Linked DNA regions of Mus musculus: all the other regions are linked to region 3. A link is a loop called in an ENCODE intact Hi-C map of the cell type or tissue named here. Cell type or tissue: left cerebral cortex. All regions are shown on one strand. Each heading gives the region's core, and the rest is flanking DNA. Links, peaks and the distances in the headings are about the cores only. Region 1 holds the start of H2-Ab1 (histocompatibility 2, class II antigen A, beta 1). Region 2 holds the start of Gm20506 (a long non-coding RNA gene). Region 3 overlaps H2-Eb1 (histocompatibility 2, class II antigen E beta).

Evidence for each region. A loop is a pair of places that touch in the nucleus more often than their neighbours do. Peaks named below come from ENCODE experiments on the same cell type or tissue, not always from the same donor. Only the 100,000 strongest peaks of a DNase experiment are listed, where the experiment ranks them.
Region 1: a loop joins it to region 3, with 2.3 times the contacts of the local background. A loop is called at or near these places in 20 of 42 quality-filtered maps.
Region 2: it touches region 3 in a loop (6-fold over the local background); 21 of 42 quality-filtered maps call a loop at or near these places.

What each region holds. Positions count from the first base shown.
Region 1 is chr17:34,260,330-34,267,403 of GRCm38, forward strand. It overlaps H2-Ab1 (histocompatibility 2, class II antigen A, beta 1), which reads left to right and starts at 2,898. Exons shown (of 6, transcript NM_207105.3): 1 at 2,898-3,076; 2 at 4,432-4,704; 3 at 7,007-7,074. The coding sequence starts at 2,983. In left cerebral cortex, for the core only: a CTCF peak has its summit at 3,921; DNase peaks (open chromatin) are centred at 1,366, 2,842 and 4,564; H3K4me3 peaks cover 1,221 bases.
Region 2 is chr17:34,244,014-34,251,087 of GRCm38, forward strand. H2-Ob (histocompatibility 2, O region beta locus) reads left to right here. Exons shown (of 6, transcript NM_010389.3): 6 at 76-1,895. The coding sequence ends at 108. Gm20506 (a long non-coding RNA gene) reads left to right here and starts at 3,322. Exons shown (of 5, transcript XR_003952412.1): 1 at 3,322-5,594; 2 at 6,214-6,374. In left cerebral cortex, for the core only: a CTCF peak has its summit at 3,233 (motif pointing right); no DNase peak of the experiment used is centred there.
Region 3 is chr17:34,310,729-34,315,728 of GRCm38, forward strand. H2-Eb1 (histocompatibility 2, class II antigen E beta) reads left to right here. Exons shown (of 6, transcript NM_010382.2): 3 at 3,442-3,723; 4 at 4,315-4,425; 5 at 4,828-4,851. Among named protein-coding and RNA genes, the nearest start is that of H2-Eb1, 7.4 kb to the left of the region's middle. In left cerebral cortex, for the core only: a CTCF peak has its summit at 2,890 (motif pointing left); DNase peaks (open chromatin) are centred at 2,907 and 3,158.

The sequences.
Region 1 (7,074 bases), core at 1,003-6,002, 49 kb before region 3:
CAACTTTCTAAGTTCTAGATCACAGGGGCAATCCACCACACCTGGAAATTATTATTATTTTTGTAAGTTGCAACCTGGTCATTTACCTACCCTTCTGTGAGAGTCCAGGTCTGTTTACATCTTCAGCGTGATGAAGCCCCTTCCAGGAGCACTGTGGGGTTATCAGAACCAGTCTATACGGTGCGAAGTTTGCTTTGACTCCCAGTTCTGTCCATAGTCCCTTGGCTCCATTTCCTTTGGGTTGCAGTGAGACAGATCATCACTGTGGGACTCAGAGGGAAAAACTGTTGATCTTATAGCAGCCTGGAAGCCAGGAAGGGACCAGAGCCTCTACACCCCCAACACACCCAACGGCTGATTTCCTTCTAGGCTCTACCCACTAAAGCTTCTGCCTTCTCTCCGTAATGGCCTGGACAGCAGCCAAGCCTTTAGTATGTGGATTCAGTAGCCATTCCAGATAGAGGCTGTAATGCAAAAGTGATGTATGTTCAGGTTACCACAGATCGCAGAGATGTTTACAAATTACATCTGCTTCAAGCCACTGCCTGTGGTGTGTGCGCATTTCTTTTGTAAGTGAAGTTGAATCTTCTGAGGTGCAGAGGGCTTGTCTGTGCTCGCTCACTGCCTGTGTGACTCTTTGACTTTTCTAAGATGTTACTTAAAGAGAAAAACTTGCAGAATAAAAACACACATTTTATATTTACAATGAAAGTTAATATAACTCATCACTCAGGAGTTGAATAGTGGAAGTGTATAAATAACTTCAAACCGACTAAGGAAAACTTGGGGATAGTTGCTTGATATATTTTTTTTAATTAAAGGAAAACTCAACATCATTCTTAGCGTTATATTAATAGTGTTGGGAGGAGCTGTGGGGCCTTGATACCTCGAGTGGACACAATAGTGTCCTGGGTGACCTTTGTCGTGGCAATTTGATTATTAGTTTCACAGTTGGCCCCACTGAAGCACTGATTTCAAGGGATGCTGGCTGAGGAGAGAGTTTCTTCTTGAGTTCCCTGGAAGGGGTCCACAGTTCTTTTCTCCTACACTTACGAACTGAAGATGTCCCCTGTAAACTTTGGCCAGTATGAGTAGTAGTTTGTATTCTGCAGCCAGACGGGTCTACACTGCCCACAGTCTAAGTGTCCTGTCTCCACACAGGACCACCGTGAGTCATGGAAGGCACCAGCGACTGAGGTTTTGGGGTTCCCTTTCTTTCAAGCCAGGGAAGAAGTGGGTGACTGTCTCGTGTGATACAGTATGGACATGAACCCTGCTGAGGATTCAGTGAAGGCTGGGCTGGGCAGAAGGAGCTGGCAGAAGCCCAAGGCACTGGTTTTCTAATGTGATATCAGCCAATCAGAAAAAGGATTCCTGATGATGCTTCTGTTGCTAGGTGAAAAGCCTGTGTGAAGAGGCCTAGGAGAGCTGGAAATCCCCTGTGTTGCACAGGCTTCTTCTCTTCCCAGCCGAGGACACAGCCTATTAGGTTTCATCTTAGGGAAGGTGTAGAAGAGGCAGAGGCTGCAGATTATTGTGTGGAGGTCTGACGTGGGGGCTGAGGACCCTGAGAGCATCCACTGCCATGGTCCCTGAATGGCCATGTTTGTCTGCTAACCCTTTCCACATCTGAGTTGATGTTTCTCCTGCATGCTCCCTGCCTAGGCTTAGGAGATCTGTGTCTGTCCTGAGCAGAGCTGATGGTGAGAGCCCAGTGCGGTCCCTCTCTGGTTCTCTACATCAGGGTGCCAGTGTGGACCCTGGAATGCTGCAGTTCACCTGCGCTGCTGGAGCCCCCACGGGATGGTCTTGTTACCCAACTCTACGTCTTTCCCTTTTCCTTCATCAACTCTGTTTTCAGGTCCTGACCCCTGTTTAACTAGGATCTAAAATAATAGAGATAGTGTTGTAGTTTCAGGGAAAGAGACTTATTGTTTAGTCATTTGGTATTTGTCAGGTACCATTCCAGCTGATGGACAATTAGACTTAGTAGTGTATACCTGAGGAGAGATGTATTTGAAGCACAAGTTGATGACTCTGTTATTCAGCCTGGCACAGTGTGACAAACCTATGGCTGTCCCTTCCTGAAACTGCTATTTTACACCATTAGCCTTTTGTCCTTGAAATTCCAGGCAGCTGGATCTGGAAGCCCTAAAAGGTTGTGGAGTTTTCCTTAGCTGACATCATGGTTATGGAGGATTTAAACAGCAGAAGAATCCACAAGAGCAACGTTGGGCTGATCAACTTCTGTATTTTCATTGGAATATCGTGAATGTAGAAGACTCCTGCATGGGGAAGGTGCATGAGCCAGCAGGGCTGAGACACACATTAACCTGACATTTCCAACATGTACACAGGACAGCTCAATGCTTTCCATTATTAACCACATCACACTGCTCTTCCATGTGAGCTTATCAAAACCTAGAATACAGTTCAGGGAACATGGCTTGCATTTTACAAAGAGAATTCCAGGATTGGAAAGAGGCTCAGCGACTCCCCAAGAACTCTGCTTTCTCACCTGAGGCACCCCAGAGGGTCAGATGTAACAAAACATGATTTCTCTGTCTCTTAATACATGTCACACTCATTTCTCCCACTACAACCTCAAGTGTAAGAACAGTAGATTTGAAATAATTATCCCAAAGTTGTCTATACTTCACGCACTTTTCTCTTTAAACCCCCAAACACAGGCAGTCTGCAGTTTAGAAAAGTTTACTCTGTAACTGAGAGGAGCAGTCACCTCAAACGTTCATCCAGTGGGGCTCATGAAGAAACAGACCATGCCGCGCATAGAGAGCCTTTGTAAACAAAGTCTACCCAGAGACAGATGACAGACTTCAGCTCCAATGCTGATTGGTTCCTCACTTGGGACCAACCCTGACACTCTGGGATTTCAGATCACTCCAGGCTACAGAACTTTGCTTTCTGAAGGGGGCACAGCAGGTGTGAGTCCTGGTGACTGCCATTACCTGTGCCTTAGAGATGGCTCTGCAGATCCCCAGCCTCCTCCTCTCGGCTGCTGTGGTGGTGCTGATGGTGCTGAGCAGCCCAGGGACTGAGGGCGGAGACTCCGAAAGTAAGTGCCGGGGGCAGGGCTCTCCAGAGCCAGCACTCTGGGGGTCGTGTTCTGAGGGACCCTGGGGACTCTGGGATGTGGGAGGGGGTGGCAAAATCCTGATTTTACTATAGATTTCCTTTCTCTGAAGAGAGAGTGAGACTCCATTCTCACTTCTGTGTTCTAATATTGAGTTAGGATGGTGCCGCCGCCGGTGCGAGCCTGACATATAAACGGAGGAGGAGGAGGAGGCGGCAGAATTTAAATCGACCACCAAAGATAAGGGTTGTGCATGGGGAGACAGCAGGGCTTACAATACCAGTGCCCCCACCCACTCCCCCGTACAGGGCTTACAATACCAGTGCCCCCCACCCCCACCCCGTACATTGTCTGGAGGAAATGCCAGATTCTGAAGTGGGGAAACAGATCAGCGATGGTCTGTGGTCCCGATGTTTGCGGACAACTCCTCATGTGGAGTGGAGGTTTAAGAGAGCGAACTCTAGGCGTCTAACTCAGAGAGAAGCCAGTGACCAAGAAACCTAATTTTTTTGGTCAAATGGAATCCAGAACTCAAACACTGAGTTAGTAAATTGAATTTCCAAGAAAACACTAGGCCCAGAAGGGACATATGTGATACATACCCTGGGGTGAGCGGAGGTGTCCTAGTTCGTTCGGAGACCAGAGAGTAAATAAAGCCCCAGTCCCCTAAGCCATAGAGGTGTCTTCAGTCTCGCAGTTACCCTTAAGATGCCTGGAGTGACCGTGCAAGCAGGCAGTTCTCAGAGGTTGCCTGGATTCCCATTTGTTGGTTTTGTAGTCGGGGCTCTCCTGAGAACGAGTGCCCCCTAGGGGGTCAGGGCCTTTTGCACACAGGAGAGAGTCCCACAGGGTGGGGGTGGGGTAGCAGAAACTGGCAAATATTTTATTTATTTTTTGTATCCTAGTTTTATTAGTTCGCTGAGAATTTCGTACAGTTTTGGTCATATTTACTCCCTCTTCCAACTCTACCCAGGCCCATCCCCCCCCCTCTACCACCCAACTTTTGGTGTCCCTTAGTTTTATTATTATTTTTTTTTTCAAATGTACCAAGTACCGTTTGCGTTTCCTGAGGCGTATTCTTGTGAGGACGAGCCCGGTCGCCCCATCCCTCCCTTCCTCTTCCTTACCCCGGGTCGAACCGTCGCCCGGTGCTCCGCCGAAGCGGGGTCCTCACGGGCGGGGGCGGCGAAGAGACTGCCCGGCCCGAGGCCCCGAGGCCCGACGGTCCCCAGAGAGCGGTCGCCCCACGCGGGAAGCGCCGGCGCGGGGTGGGGCCGCGGGGAGCCGTGGTCTGCGTGGTCCCCGCTGTCCCCCGGGCTGACCGCGTCCGTCCGCAGGGCATTTCGTGTACCAGTTCATGGGCGAGTGCTACTTCACCAACGGGACGCAGCGCATACGATATGTGACCAGATACATCTACAACCGGGAGGAGTACGTGCGCTACGACAGCGACGTGGGCGAGCACCGCGCGGTGACCGAGCTGGGGCGGCCAGACGCCGAGTACTGGAACAGCCAGCCGGAGATCCTGGAGCGAACGCGGGCCGAGCTGGACACGGTGTGCAGACACAACTACGAGGGGCCGGAGACCCACACCTCCCTGCGGCGGCTTGGTGAGCGCGGCGGGTCCCGCGGGAGCGCGGCGGGCCGTGAGGGGACGCGGAGCAGAGTTCCCGCCTGAGGAGCTGCATGGCCTCCTTCCTCCCGTCTGCCCTGCACCACCTAGCGCCTCCTTGGAGTCTCCCTCCTGTCTCACCTCTGCCCTCTGCCCTTTGCCTCATGAGGCCCAGCTGCCCTCTGACCCCTGGCTCTGCTGTGACCTCAGGCCCCTGTCAGCGCCAGCTCAGGGAGGCTAAGCAGGGGAGAGGGCGCCCGGGTGAGCGGCCAGGGTCCTGTCAGAAGCGGTTTAGCGCGGTAGCTCTGGCGTCCTGTGGTTTCTCCCCGCCATTCTGTTTTCCTGATTTCCGTGTGTTCCTTGAGGGCCACGGTTGTCTTGTGAGGGCTGTTTGCTGCCTGGCGCTGACCCGAAGGCATCACTGTCATTTCCCTCGTTCTCTGAGGGAGACTGTGTTGACTTGGGGCCACACTAAAAGATTCTGATACAAAATCTGAGGAACTCATTTCCGTTTCCAGCACACTCCCTGATACCCCCAGAGCCTCTCACCCGTGATGCCAATTAAAGTGGTCGGTTAGGCATCATATTCAGATCTAATCTCCTACATTAGGACTAATGCTTAACTCCAAAGGTTGCTTAAGTTTTCCCTTTTTACTTTCTGGGTGGCCTTGTTATTCAACGGTCGCAACTGATTCCTCACAGCAAGGGAACAGTGACCGGCCACCAGGAATTAATGATCTTGACTGTGGAGGAAAAAACCCCCCAAACCAAAAAACCAACCAAAACAGTTGTAGAGAGTAGAAAACGAACATTAAACAAGTTAAGTATGTATGCTGTTTCCTTCCTTCCTTCCTTCCTTCCTTCCTTCCTTCCTTCCTTCCTTCCTTCCTTCCTTCCTCCCTCCCTCCCTCCCTCCCTCCCTCCCTCTCTCTTTCTCTCTCTCTCTCTTTCTTTCTTTCTTTCCTTCTTTCTTTCTTTCTTTCTTTCTTTCTTTCTTTCTTTCTTTCTTTCTTTTCTTTGTTTTTTGTTTGTTTTTTTTTTGTTTGTTTTGTTTTTTGTTTTTTGGAGTCAGGGTTTCTCTATATAGCCCTGGCTGTCCTGGAACTCACTCGGTAGACCAGGCTGGCCTCGAACTCAGAAATCCACCTACCTCTGCCTCCCGAGTGCTGGGATTAAAGGTGTGCACCACCACTGCCCGGCGAAACATTTTATTAGATATTTTCTTCATTTACATTTCAAATGCTATCCCAAAAGTCCCCTATACCCTCCTCCCCCGCACCGCCCTGCTCCCCTACCCACCCACTCCCACTTTTTGGCCCTAGCGTTCCCCTGTACTGGGGCATATAAAGTTTACAAGACCAAGGGGCCTCTCTCCCCAATGATGGCTGACTAGGCCATCTTCTGCTACATATGCAGCTAGAGACACGAGCTCTGGGGGTACTCGTTAGTTCATATTGTTGTTCCACCTATATGGTTGTAGACCCCTTCAGCTCCTTGGGTACTTTCTCTAACTCCTCCATTGGGGGCCCTGTGTTCTATCCTATAGATGACTGTGAGCATCCATTTCTGTATTTGCCAGGCACTGGCATAGCCTCACAGGGTCCTTTCAGCATAATTTTGCTGGCATATGCAATAGTGTCTGCGTTTGGTGGCTGATTATGGGATGGATCCCCGGGTGGGGCATGTATGCTGTTTTCAATTTGAAGGGATAACAGCACTTGGCAAGAAGGCTTCTGAGGTAGTGGGCACAATATATCAAAGTCAGTCGAGAAACACTTGTGTCTGTGCACAACAGTCTGAGGGATGAAGGAAGAATGTCGCATTGCAGTCATTTTTGCAATTCCCCCCCCCCAAATTATTAACTTGAAATCGGAATCAATTTTTCTTTTGTCTTGTTTGTTTGCTTTATAAAGACAATTTATTTTTGTATTTAGTTTAAATAAAAATATTTTATTTACACATAAATTAAATACACAGTGGGTTTACAAAGAAGGTTTGTGTCAAGTCCTGGCTGTCCTAGACCTTGCTCTATAGGCCAGGCTGGCCTTGAACTCATAAGAGATCCTCCTGGCTCTAATTCCTGAGTGTACCACCACCTCCCGGCTTCTTTTGTCTTACTACATTTCACATTGTATGGGAACAGGGCCACAATGTTATTTTCCCAGTGAGTTAAGTTTGTATTTGTGGAGTTATTCTTCATTCACTGTTAGAACCTAGGCATTCATTCCCACCCTGCCTCTTCCCCAGGGGAGTCTCCACATTGCCTCACATTTCACTCACTGTCTTTTCTGTCACCCTAGAACAGCCCAATGTCGTCATCTCCCTGTCCAGGACAGAGGCCCTCAACCACCACAACACTCTGGTCTGC
Region 2 (7,074 bases), core at 908-5,907, 66 kb before region 3:
GCTGCGTGATTGTCTCCTGAGTGTCTGGAATTGGAGGGTGTGAGGCCTCCTGACACCCTCCCACTCTTCTTGCAGGCCTCAAGAGAGAGTCTCCATTCTCAACCCTAGTAAGATCCTAATGGAAGCCTCTCCCCCAGAGCCTGAAGAAGTGTGACAGGGCTGAGGATTCGGGTTGGCAAAGGATGCTGGCTCTTCAGTCTGTGAGATGTGGTCATGGACCTTCCCTTTGTCCTGTACCTCAGTAGTCCCTCGTTTCCAGGACATGGTCCAGAAACTTCCTTAGGACCTAACTCATTCCACACCCAAGTTGCTTTGGCCCAATCCTAACCCTGTGACTGTGGAGCCCCAAGATTTCTATCTTCCAACCACAGCTTCTAGTCTTCCATACAGTCACCTTAAAAATCCTTATTGTAAAAATAAAGCAGTCACAGGCAACCGCAGTGAAGTATAAATCAATGACTTGTTCAAGGCAAAACCCGTGTCATCACTTGCTCAGGTCAAAACACAAACAGTGGTGGTCTCTGTGGAATTCCTTATGTGCCTCAGCCAATAAACACCCACAGCACACACTATCCACGTGGGGTGATTAGATACAGCCAAGCATACACTTATGTATACAAGAATCCATGGTCTTTCTTGTCTCCCAGACTTTCAGATGTTTTACGTCATCTTTTCTTTCTGATAGGATTAAAGCTGTTGAGAAGGCTCAGCCTCCAAGGTGAAGGGTTCCCACGCTGAGATGTTGTTGCCTACATACATGGTGCCATCTGATACACGTGGTGCCATCTGACACACTGGCTGCCATCTGACACACTCTTTTACCCTTTGTGTTTTCTATGAGTTAGCATCTGATGCAGACTTGGGGTGAGACTCTAGTCTGATTGTTTTGGAGTCTGGAGGAGGCCATGACCTTTTCTGGAGTTACAGTGTATCTCCTTGTTTTTCCTTTCATGATGTTACAACAAGCATCGATGCTAATTGGCCCATCTGCTAATTTACTGGGGATGGCTACATTGTGACAGTCTATTTCTAGGATTCTTTATTTATAGCATATTGTTGGCTCTGCTCAATGTTAGCTGCAGTAGAAGTTCAAAGCTAATGGTGGTAAAACTGTTGGCATCTTAAAGTGAGTCTAGCCTGCAGGGTGCTACCGTTGTGTCCAGTGCTGCAGGATTCTGAAACAAAGCACTAATTTCACTTAATAGTGACCTTAGTGGAGCAATGCATTCACTGGTTTACAAAGTCTTGACACCTGAGTAACATCTTTTTAATAAGTTGACAGTTGGGAGTGTTTCTGCTGTATGTAGATGGGAAGGCTGTTGTAAAAATTGCTTGAGTTGTGAGTAAAACTGAGCATGCTTCATTCAATACAGCATCATTTTGTCTTTGTAGAAGATATTTCTTATTAACCTTTTATTGTTTGAGAATTTTATACATGAGTATTATGTGTTTTGATCAAATCCACCCCCATTCACTCCCTTCTAATTTTTCCTTTCTCCTGATCACATTTACCTCCCAACTTCATATGCGTTTTTGCTTTAATTCACTAAGTCAATGTAGTTCTGCTAGGATTACATGGGGGCAGGTCCATCTGCCCTTAGGAGCACATTCTTGAAGAACATGGAGTTTCCCTCTGCCTCAGCCGTCAACTCCTCCTCAGCTAAGGTTGACACTTCACAAATCCCACCTACCCATGCTGGGAGTGTGGAATGCTTGATCTTGGACATTTAGAAGCGTTCTAACTGACTTTTAGCTTGTTTTGCAATAAATTACAGTTTAGTTGGTAGTGGATTTTCTGGTGTATTTTCATTGTCTGAAGGGATACTATTTTGTCTTGAATGGTCTCAACATTTGTTCTACAATGTCAATAAAGAACATCCACTGTTTGAAGTAGATAAAGCCTGATCCACTCTCCGTTGCTTATTTTTAATGTGCAATTGTTTTTATTGCCTTTTCTGAGGATAGTGTGCTTATGCACCTCCCGGGTGCTGGCAGGAAGCCCACCAGAGAAACCCGGCTGCTCCCCACCCTCACTTTGACGTTTCCTGTCTACTCTTTCCTGCTTCAGTTTTGATTTTGTTCCCTACAGGTTTTCCTATTTAGATATTTCTGCAGATTTTTCTTCTGAAAGTCTTATGACTTTTATGTTTTCTGATTTAGTCTATAACCTCTACGTTAGTTTTTAAATATATAATGGTATGCTGTTTGCATATAGATTTGTGTGTGTGTGTGTGTATGAGAGAGAGAGAGAGAGAGAGAGAGAGAGAGAGAGAGAGAGAGAGAGAGAGAGAGAGAGAGAGAGAGAGAATATATCTCATATAGCCCAAGCTGGTCTCAGTAGCACCGTGTAGCTGAATCTGGCCTTGAACTCCTGATTCTCCCATTTCTGACTCTCACGTGCTAGGTTTACCAGCATATGTCACCGGGTCTGATCCTTTTCTCTACAGACGGTTAGTTCCTTCAGTGTCTTTTGTTGAAAACTCTACACTCTCTATAACGCATTGCTTTTACTTTTTTTTTTTTTTTTTTTTTTGAGACAGGGTTTCTTTGTGTAGCCCTGGCTGTCCTGGAACTCACTCTGTAGGCCAGGCTGGCCTCGAACTCAGAAATCTGCCTGCCTCTGCCTCCCAAGTGCTGGGATTAAAGGTGTGTACCACCACTGCCTGGCTACTTTTACATTTTTTATCAAAATGAATTTAGGGGCTGCAGGATGGCTTAGTAGGTAAAGCCTGGACACTTGAATTTGATCCCAGGGACCCAAAGAGTGGAAGGAGAGACCTGTCTCCCACAAGTATTCTGGCCTCCGACACAGCATACATATGCCCCTACAGGTGTTCATGTGTAAACATGCACAATAAACACGATAAAAACCAAAATATTAAACATTACTCATTGGCCTGCTTCTGAACTTTTTGTTTTGGCCTTATTACTTGGCCAGTGTCGCTCATCTTCATTTTGACATGTCTTAAAATTGGCAGATTGATTCCGGTCTCTTCATTCTTTTTCAAGAGAGTGTTAGCCATTCCATGTTCCTGCCCTGTTAGTGGCAATGGTGATGTTTGCTGAGTGCCTTTCTTTACTGTCCTAACGGGCCTCGCTTACAAGCAACATGTATCTGCATTCATTTGTGGTTTTGTTTAACGGTTAGATTTACTCATTTTATTTTGTTTGTGAGGGTTTTGCCTGCATGAATGTCTGTGTACTGTGTCTGTGTAATGCCTGTAGTGGTCAGAAGAGGGTGACAGGGACCTGGAACTAGAGTTATAGCTCATTGGGAGCCACCATATGGGTTCTGGAATTGAACCTGAGTTCTGTGGAAGAGCAGAGAGGGCTCTTAACCACTGATCCATCTCTCCAGTCCCTTTGACTTATTTACTGTGCTCTCATAGACCCATGCCCAAATATTTCATTTCTGGAACTGATTGACAAAAGTATCTAAAAGACATCAGTATGATTTCCTGCATTTTTTCTTTTTCTTCCCTGCTCCTGGTTTGGGTTTCTCTAGCCAGGATTTCTCTTTAGAGCCTTGGCTGTCATTCAGCCTGCTTGAACTGCTTTCTAGACCAGGATGGCTTCAAATGCAGAGATCCACCGGCCTCTGCCTCCTGAATGTGGGGATTGAAGGTGTGTGTCACCATGGCCTAGCAGTTTCCTAAACTTTTCCTCTCAGTGCCGAATGGAATCAAAGGACCTTATGAATGCCCATGTTCCAACCCTGAGCTACATCCCAAGCCCTCCTGGCCATTTTATTTGGTTTAAAATTTGAAGTAGGGTCTCACTAAGTTGACTACCGAGGCCTCAGTGTCTTTTTGCACCTCAGTTGGCCTTGAACTTGGGATCTTCCTTCCCCAGTCTCCCAAGTAGCTGGACTCACTGTCCTGTGCCATCACTCAGAGGATTACCCTCCTGTAATGTTGCCTGTGCCCTGGATAGCTCTCTGCCCGACCCTACCTTCTCTTGTGGGTCGGGGGTGAGCTGGCACAGAGTCAATGACACAGACTCTGGGAGCAGGTGAGAAATTCTGCAGCAAGCTCCTCTGAGCAATGCTGTAAGCTCTGTTAATACCCTCCACTCTCGCCCCCATTGTTTCCAGGAAAGTATCTATTCTAAACAGCAGTTCCTGATTGGCTGGCATTGTTTACACCAGCAATCCTTGCTCTCTCAGCAGTCCTCAATTAGGTCCTCCTGCAGGAGATGCTTTTGCAGTGGCACGGCCTCCAGTGTTTACATAGAGGCCACCCTGCCGTTCCTGCTACACTGTAAGCTTGCTATTGTCTGTGGGCAGACAGAGGATAGTGTCTCATCTTTCCTCCCCTCTGGAAAGCTACAAGGAGATCTGTTGCAAGGGGCATATTCTTGCAGGAAGGTCACCATAGCCAGAAAGGCACTGTGTGTTCATTGTTGGTATACAGAAATACAATTTATTTTTTATGCTTATCTTCTGTCATGTATAGGAGACTAAAGATGGTGAAGATGATCTTTGGCATAGAAATGACCACAACCATGAAGTACTCACCAGTCAGTCAATCTGCAAGATGCTTCTGGAAAGGTCAATCTACAACCACAGACAAGCAAATATGTAGCCTGGACCATCCCGTTCTTCTCTCAATTAATTTGAAAATCACAAGGAAATGATCTGAACTGAGCTACTGTAGCCATATCTCAATATTCCTGCACCTCCCTCTCTCTGTCTCCGTCTCTCTGGCTCTGTCTCTGTTTCTGTCTTTCTCTCTTTCTGAAACACGTAGCCCTGGCTGTCCTGGAACTCATAGAGATCCTGCTGTCTAAGAAGGAAATCTCCTGTGTCACAGAAGCATGCTATTTTTTGTATAGTCTCATGTGGCTTTGAGAATAGTCTATGGCCTTATTTGACCACAGCTGTCCAGGGCTTCATTTCTGTCTCCATTTCCTGTTTAGTTGTTGGCATCAAAGTGTTGTAACCCATCTTAGCCACCTGGTGTCTGAGTGACTGCGATGGCTGACCGCCTTCCTCTTTCTCACTGGTAGCATTTGCTTCCTTCTTATGTCATAGGGGTTTATAATGTTTATTATTCTCTTCAAAGAACCACCTCTAGTTTAAACTCTTATTTTTCTATTTGTCAGTTTTCCTTTAAAATGATATCTGCTCTAATTTTTAATACTTCTTTTTATCTTCTTGTGTCTTCCTTAAGTTTAATTCACTTAATTTTTTAATGATCTCATAGCAAAAGGATGCATTACTATTCTAAATACCTCTCCTGTAACAATATATACATTTATAGGAACTAATTTCTCATTAAGGACTATTTTAACCAGATTTTGATGATTTTGACTTGTTGTTCACCTAACCTTGTTATCAGTTCCTCTGCACTCTCAGGGCTTATGTTCTGAGGACAGTGGAGGTGGCAGAATATGCTGATGTTTAACAACATATCCCCAAGATGAGAGATACTCAACCCCAGCAAAGCCACACGGATCTGTGATAGAATCTGACTGGAGAAGAGACTGGGGGGTCCTGAGACCAATGGGCAAAGAAAATCACCTTTGCAAAAATAACCTTCCAGCCTGTTGTGCTCTGCACAGTTTTAATCCCAGAATCTGGGAGGCAAAGGCAGGTAAATGGATCTGTGAGTCTGAGAACAGCTTAGTCTACGTGGTGAATCCCAGGACAGCCAGAGCTGTCCTCCCCTCATATACACATACACACACACACACACACACACACACACACACACACACACATACACATATACACATACACGTACACACACACACATATATACATTCTGTTCTGAGTGAAGTCATTATGGAAGTAGTCTGTGGCCTTCCACACAGGTGCACTGTATTCCACTGTTGCTGAGGGGTCTGATGAGGGAATTGGAGGGGAAGGTCTTAGGGAAGCATTAATGTAGGGAGTGAAGCAATTGCTTCAATGGTGGAAACTCCAAATATCATGGTTTTAATGAGAAAAAGGAAGTGGGGAAAATTTATTATTTCCAGAAACAGGAGTCATAAAATCAGACATCAACTTCATAACCACATTGTTAATGAAACAGCGCTGTGCTGTGTTAACACTAGAGGGCGACTTTGAGCTTAGAAATCCAGACAGTCTTCAAGGTTCTCATCCTGATGCGCTCACCTGCCCTGGGTAGGAGCAGAAAATAGAAACAAACTAACACAAAGCTGCAGATGTGGTCCTCAAAACTGATATTAACTAGCAAATATTGTCTCCAGACTAAGGACCAGGACAAGAGCCAGGGCAACAGCTGTGAGGACCGAGTGAATCATGCATTTACCACATGAAGGAAAATCCAAATTAAGAAAGACATAGGAACCCAGCAATTAAATGGAGAGGAAACAAGAAGATGCACAATGAGGGCTAACTGAAGTCAGAGGTAAAGAAAATGACAGAATTGTAAGTGAAAACTAAGTTGCAAATGGTTGATGTAACAAAGTGTATTTCCACACTAAAGGGCATTGCAAACCGTCACCAAACAGTTAGGACAATGACTGTGGAACAAAATATCCCTCCACTGGGTTTCAAGAACCTGGGACACACCACCCTTTCAAGGTCACAAGCCTGACAGGCAGAGTCCAGCCCTCCCTCCACATGGCACAGTTCAGCCAGGTCTCCTTCTTCTACTCCTGGGTGGGCTTGGTTCTGCTCTGGGGAATCTCAGGTCTGCTTCTGAGCTGTCTTTCTTCATGTGAGGAAGCTTGCCTGTCTGCAGATGTCAGCTTCATCTGTTTTCTTCCTCTCCCTGGGAGATGACGAGTTGATAGCTCCTGTTGTTTCCTTTCCTCAGTTACAGTTAGAAAGTTTGCTTTCTTTAGAAATACTGTTTCCATACCCCCATCCCCCAGTGGTGGGCATTGTCTTAGTTAGGGTTAGTGTTGCTATAGTGAAACACCATGACCAAGCAATTTGGGGAGAAAAAGGTTTATTTAGCAGGCCCTTCTACATCACTGTTCATCAAAGGAAATCGGGACAGGAATCCAAACAGTGCAGGGACCTGGAAGAAGGAGCTGATGCAGAGGCCATGGAGGAGTGCTGCTTACTGGCTTTCTCCTTAAGGCTTGCTCAGATTGCTTTCT
Region 3 (5,000 bases), core at 1-5,000:
AATGTCGCTATCTGTTTTATGATTAGCATTCCTTGGAGCATTAAGTCACAGAGGTCACATTCTCAAGCCTGGGCCTAAAGGCCCAGAATTTTGTTTTTGCGTTTTACTTTTTCATTCCCCACTTCTACTTGTTAGTAGTTCTAATCTTAGAACTAGACACTATCTTTTTCCTGACATACTTGATCCTTTAGGGCATGGTACTGTTGTCTTAAAGCTAAAAGCCGCACTGCACTAATTTTTGTTTTAATAAAGGTGAGTTGTCTATTTAATATACATGGACCTATAATTAAAAGCAGAAGTAAAATCAAAAGGGGTCTTATAAAGGTAGAAAGTAGGGTGGTCAAGAGTACAAGATAAGGGTCTTTCTACCCAAGTCTCAAGGTTTTCTGCGTGGAGACGTCTAATGTAGAACGAATCTCTAACTTGGAAGAGATGTGGTGCTTCTAGGTCTTCTGGAGCAGGCCTTCTGGAGCTGCTTCTTTGCTTGCTGTCTCACCCACTCAAGCGCCTTGAGCCTAGAGAACAAAGGCTGGGAAAGCAGCATGTCAGCACTATGTGCAGAGGCTATTTTTAACCAGTGGAGGGGGCCCCCTGTAGAGTAATTTATAGGGGGGTTAGTCTAAACTGTCCAGGGGTGTTTCTAACCCTGAAGAGCACAAAGGGTAGGTGAGCTATCTAATTATTAGCGCCAGTCTCCACTGTCAATTTGGTAAGGGTCTCTTAATGGTTCTATTCATTTTCTCTACCTGTCCTGAGCTTTGGGGCCTGCATGCACAATGTAACTTCTAATCAATCCCCAATATCTTGGCCAGTCCCTGATTTACCTGGGCAACAAAGACAGGTCCGTTATTGGACCCAATTACCTTGGGAAGATTTCTTTTAGAAATTTTACCTCGTCATAGCACAGGCCTTGCAGCTTTTGACTATTTTTTCTGCCAAGTCAGAGAGTCCTATAACATAGTAGTAGGAGGACCTAACCACACCTTTTAATTTCTTGGCCCCCAGGTGGGTCAAATAATGTCCATAACTTGATAGTGCTCAGGGGTGTATCTAAAGCTGGTCTCCCTGATGTCATAATAATCTTTAGGCTTCTTGACTGCCAGGATCATTGCTCCTTGGGCTGACTGTTTGGCGGTTAGATCTGCCATCTGATTTTCTTTAGCCACAGCATCTTAGGTCTTTCTCTGCAGATGGCAATGAAGCCATGACTTTCCCTTAACACAGATGACACAGTCAGTCATGTGACTGCCCTTTACCAAGATGGCTACAAAGCCTTGATTTTTCCCCCACAACAATGATGGCGAGCACTCTTGTCTTTGTGCTTTCCTTGTGTTTTTTTTACTGTCCTCCTAGGACATAAAAGGCTTGGTAGCAGGTGGCATAGTCATGTTTGGCTTGCACCTCAAGGTCACATCCTGTCTCTACTGTGTCTAGGTTTGCTCCGGTATATGGTGCTGTTGTTGGCAGATAGCTATGGGCAGGGGAAGTGGATATGCCCAGCAATTTATTCTTTTACACTGTAGTGCTCTGCAGCTGTCCTCCCGGGATGTAGACATGCTGCCACACAGGGGCTAGGACAGGCACACTGAAGCCAATGGCAGTTTCCACACTGTGCCTGCCACTCAGTGCTGCCAACACTGCATAAGGACAGGGAGGTCTCATGAGGGTGTCAGGGGCTGGGTGGTGCCTAGATCCACATGTGTGCAGTCACTGAAGCTGGGACAGAGGTGTTGCTGTAGATGAAGCCAGAGCTCAGTTCCCCAAAACCTGGATTTAGGGAAGTTCAGACTGAAGCCTGTATGTCTGCAGTTTTTAAAAAATCTGGCATTTTGAATGGAGGCAATGTCCAAGACCAACCTAATTTAGATAAATGTTGCTGCCACATCCTTTGGGTGTCTGGCTATTGAGGATTTAGACATTGTATGTATTATTTGAGCCTTTCTGGGACCCGGGGGTGGGCTGCCTTCTGCCTGCTAGCCTGGGTAGTACTGTGGTTCATGGTGGGGTAGGCTCAAGTCAACGGTGTTTGAACTCTTTCCTGATGAGAAGAAAAGACCAGGCCTTTGTTTGGGTCCTTGAGTGGCCAAGGCTCTTGGCAGAGTGCCTGAGAAGTGTGTCGGGCCCTGGAGGAGGTAGAGGCTGGGACCGAAGTGGATTTCCTAAGTCTGAAAGTCAGGGTTGAGATGTTGTAGGTCCACAGCCGAATTGCAGTTAATCTTGGGCTTGCTTAGCTTACACTTCTTTATGCTTCTCATAAGTAAAGGAAGTCAGGACAGAAACTCCAGCAGGGCAGGAACTTGGAAACAGGAGCTGATGCAGAGGCCATGGAGAGTGGGTTGCTCCTCAGAGCCTGCTCAGCCTGCTCTCTTATAGAGCCCAGGACAACCATCAAGGGACAGCACCTCCCACAGTGGGTGAGTCCCTCCCCCCCCCATCAATCACTAATTAAGAATATGCCCTAAAGGCTTACCTACAGCCCAATCTTGTGGGGCATTTTCTAAATTGAGGTTCCCTCCTCTCAAGTGACTTTAGCTGTGTCAGATCAACATAAAACTACCCAGGACAGTTTGTGATGTTGAAACCCCCAACCCTGATTGCATGACTCAAGGTGTGGGACCACAACCCCATCTGCACAGCTCAAGATGGTACGACAGCTTCTTCACTCAGCTTCAGAAGATTGTAAAGAGATCAACCGGAAATAACCAAAGAAAATGAAGGCTTCTATAAACTAATTTTAATGGGATTCCCCATCCCTTATTTACAATAATGGGTCATGTGAATGGCTGTTATGACTTGTTGCCTAGAAAAAAAGCACACACAAAATGAAAATGGCCTGGCTTCTTCAGCTGGGAGAGGATCCTCGCTCAGCACTGCCATCTGCTGTTTGTCCACTGCTCTGCATGGTCAGGGTGCAGACTGCAGCTCAGCCCACAATCCCTGCAGCTCACAGTCTGGCCCCTGCTGATGTGACTGTGAATCCCTGTTTAGCCGACATGAAGAAGTAATGATGTCAGATATGGCAAAGTTGATTTAGAGTTTTGCCAAAACAGATGAGAAAGGAGTAACACTCAGTAAGTCTTCCTGCCTCACCCAAAGAACTTTCACCATCTACAGACAAGAAGAAACAGAACCCATGTGCTATACACACAGGGTATGTGGGTGTCGCTTAGCTGTTGGTTAAAGTATCACAGCTGAGAGGAGAGCCTGTTTCTCTCCGCCTGGAGCTTCACCTCCAGCTGGTGATTCCTCCTGAGAGTGGAGCTGACAGTAAATTGTGAAAACAGAACCTGAGTCCTGGGCGACTGTAGAACCTTAGCCTGCCTGGATCCAGTCTGGATGGATAGATGGAGGTAGGCAGGCAGGCAGGCAGGCAGGCATGCAGGCAGCCTACAAGGAGGACAGCTCCACCCTCATGGCTCCTTCTCACCTATCTTTCTCTAGTTGAGCCTACGGTGACTGTGTACCCCACAAAGACACAGCCCCTGGAACACCACAACCTCCTGGTCTGCTCTGTGAGTGACTTCTACCCTGGCAACATTGAAGTCAGATGGTTCCGGAATGGCAAGGAGGAGAAAACAGGAATTGTGTCCACGGGCCTGGTCCGAAATGGAGACTGGACCTTCCAGACACTGGTGATGCTGGAGACGGTTCCTCAGAGTGGAGAGGTTTACACCTGCCAGGTGGAGCATCCCAGCCTGACCGACCCTGTCACGGTCGAGTGGAGTGAGTGGTAACTTCCAGACTCTGTGAATGCCCGCCCGGGTGGGTGTGGTTTATCCCTGCCTGTCAGCTTTCTCCACCCACACACTCTTTCCACTGGCTTTGTGCTGTCCTGCCTTTCACCATGGCTTACAGGGTAGGTGCGTGAAGCTTCTACAAGCACAGTTGCCCCCTGGGAAGCAGTTATGCCCCCATAGACTCATCTGAGCCTGCCAGTGACATAACAGGTCCTGGAATCTTCTTGCAGCCTCTGCCGCTAGCTGGGTTGTGTTCCTCCTGCTGCTGCTGCTGATGGACAAGGAGCAGTGCAGGGTCATGGCTGACCTCAGGGACATATAGTCATAGCTCTGCCTTTGCTACCCCTCAGAGCTCAGCAGCTTCCTGTCAGCTCGGCTCAGGGTGGTCATGTTTAAGGCTCTTCATGGTGTGAGCCTTTTCCTGTTTTGTTGGTTTCTCAACATGACCAGGAATGTTGACTGCCAGATCTTCTAGAACACGCTTCTTCCTTGGGCTCAAAGCTCCAAGTCTCAGGGGGTCCGGAGTGGAAATGGGATTTGGGCTAAAACCCTCCAAACCTTTGGCTTCCTTTCTCAGAAGCACAATCCACATCTGCACAGAACAAGATGTTGAGTGGAGTTGGGGGCTTCGTGCTGGGCCTGCTCTTCCTGGGAGCGGGGCTGTTCATCTACTTCAGGAACCAGAAAGGTAAGGAGCCTGGTGGGAGCCCCAACTCCATAGCATTTCAGGGAAAAGCCATGGCTTTGTTCTCAGGATGCCATTGGCCCTGTGACCTCAGGTTTCATTGGATTCTGAATGCAATAGTCTGTGTTTACTTGATTTGACCCTGAGAAGGGATAACACATGGGAGAGTTAAGTTGATTCTGGCTTGAGACCTGAGGACAGAGGAAGACTGGGGGGAGCCATGGTCACTGCCGGTGACTGAAGCTCCCTAAGCCCCTCCCTCTGTCCATGCTCCTCTTGGTTCTGTGTGCTCTGGGCAGTATTACCAGAGGAATCTCAGGTGGCAGCTCAGAGTCTGGGGACATGTGTCTGGGGACAGATCTGCCTTCATGCATGTAAGCATCTATTTTATTCTCTCTTTTCTAGGACAGTCTGGACTTCAGCCAACAGGTAACACCCATTGTCTTCTCTCAGAGACAGATCTGCTTTCCCTACAGTATGGGGGCTGGGGTGATGGACTCAGGGCACAAAATGGGGAAGACTGAGATCCCAGGGTTGGCCAGGCAGTTAGCACTGAGCCTTGCTCCCTGCACTTACTG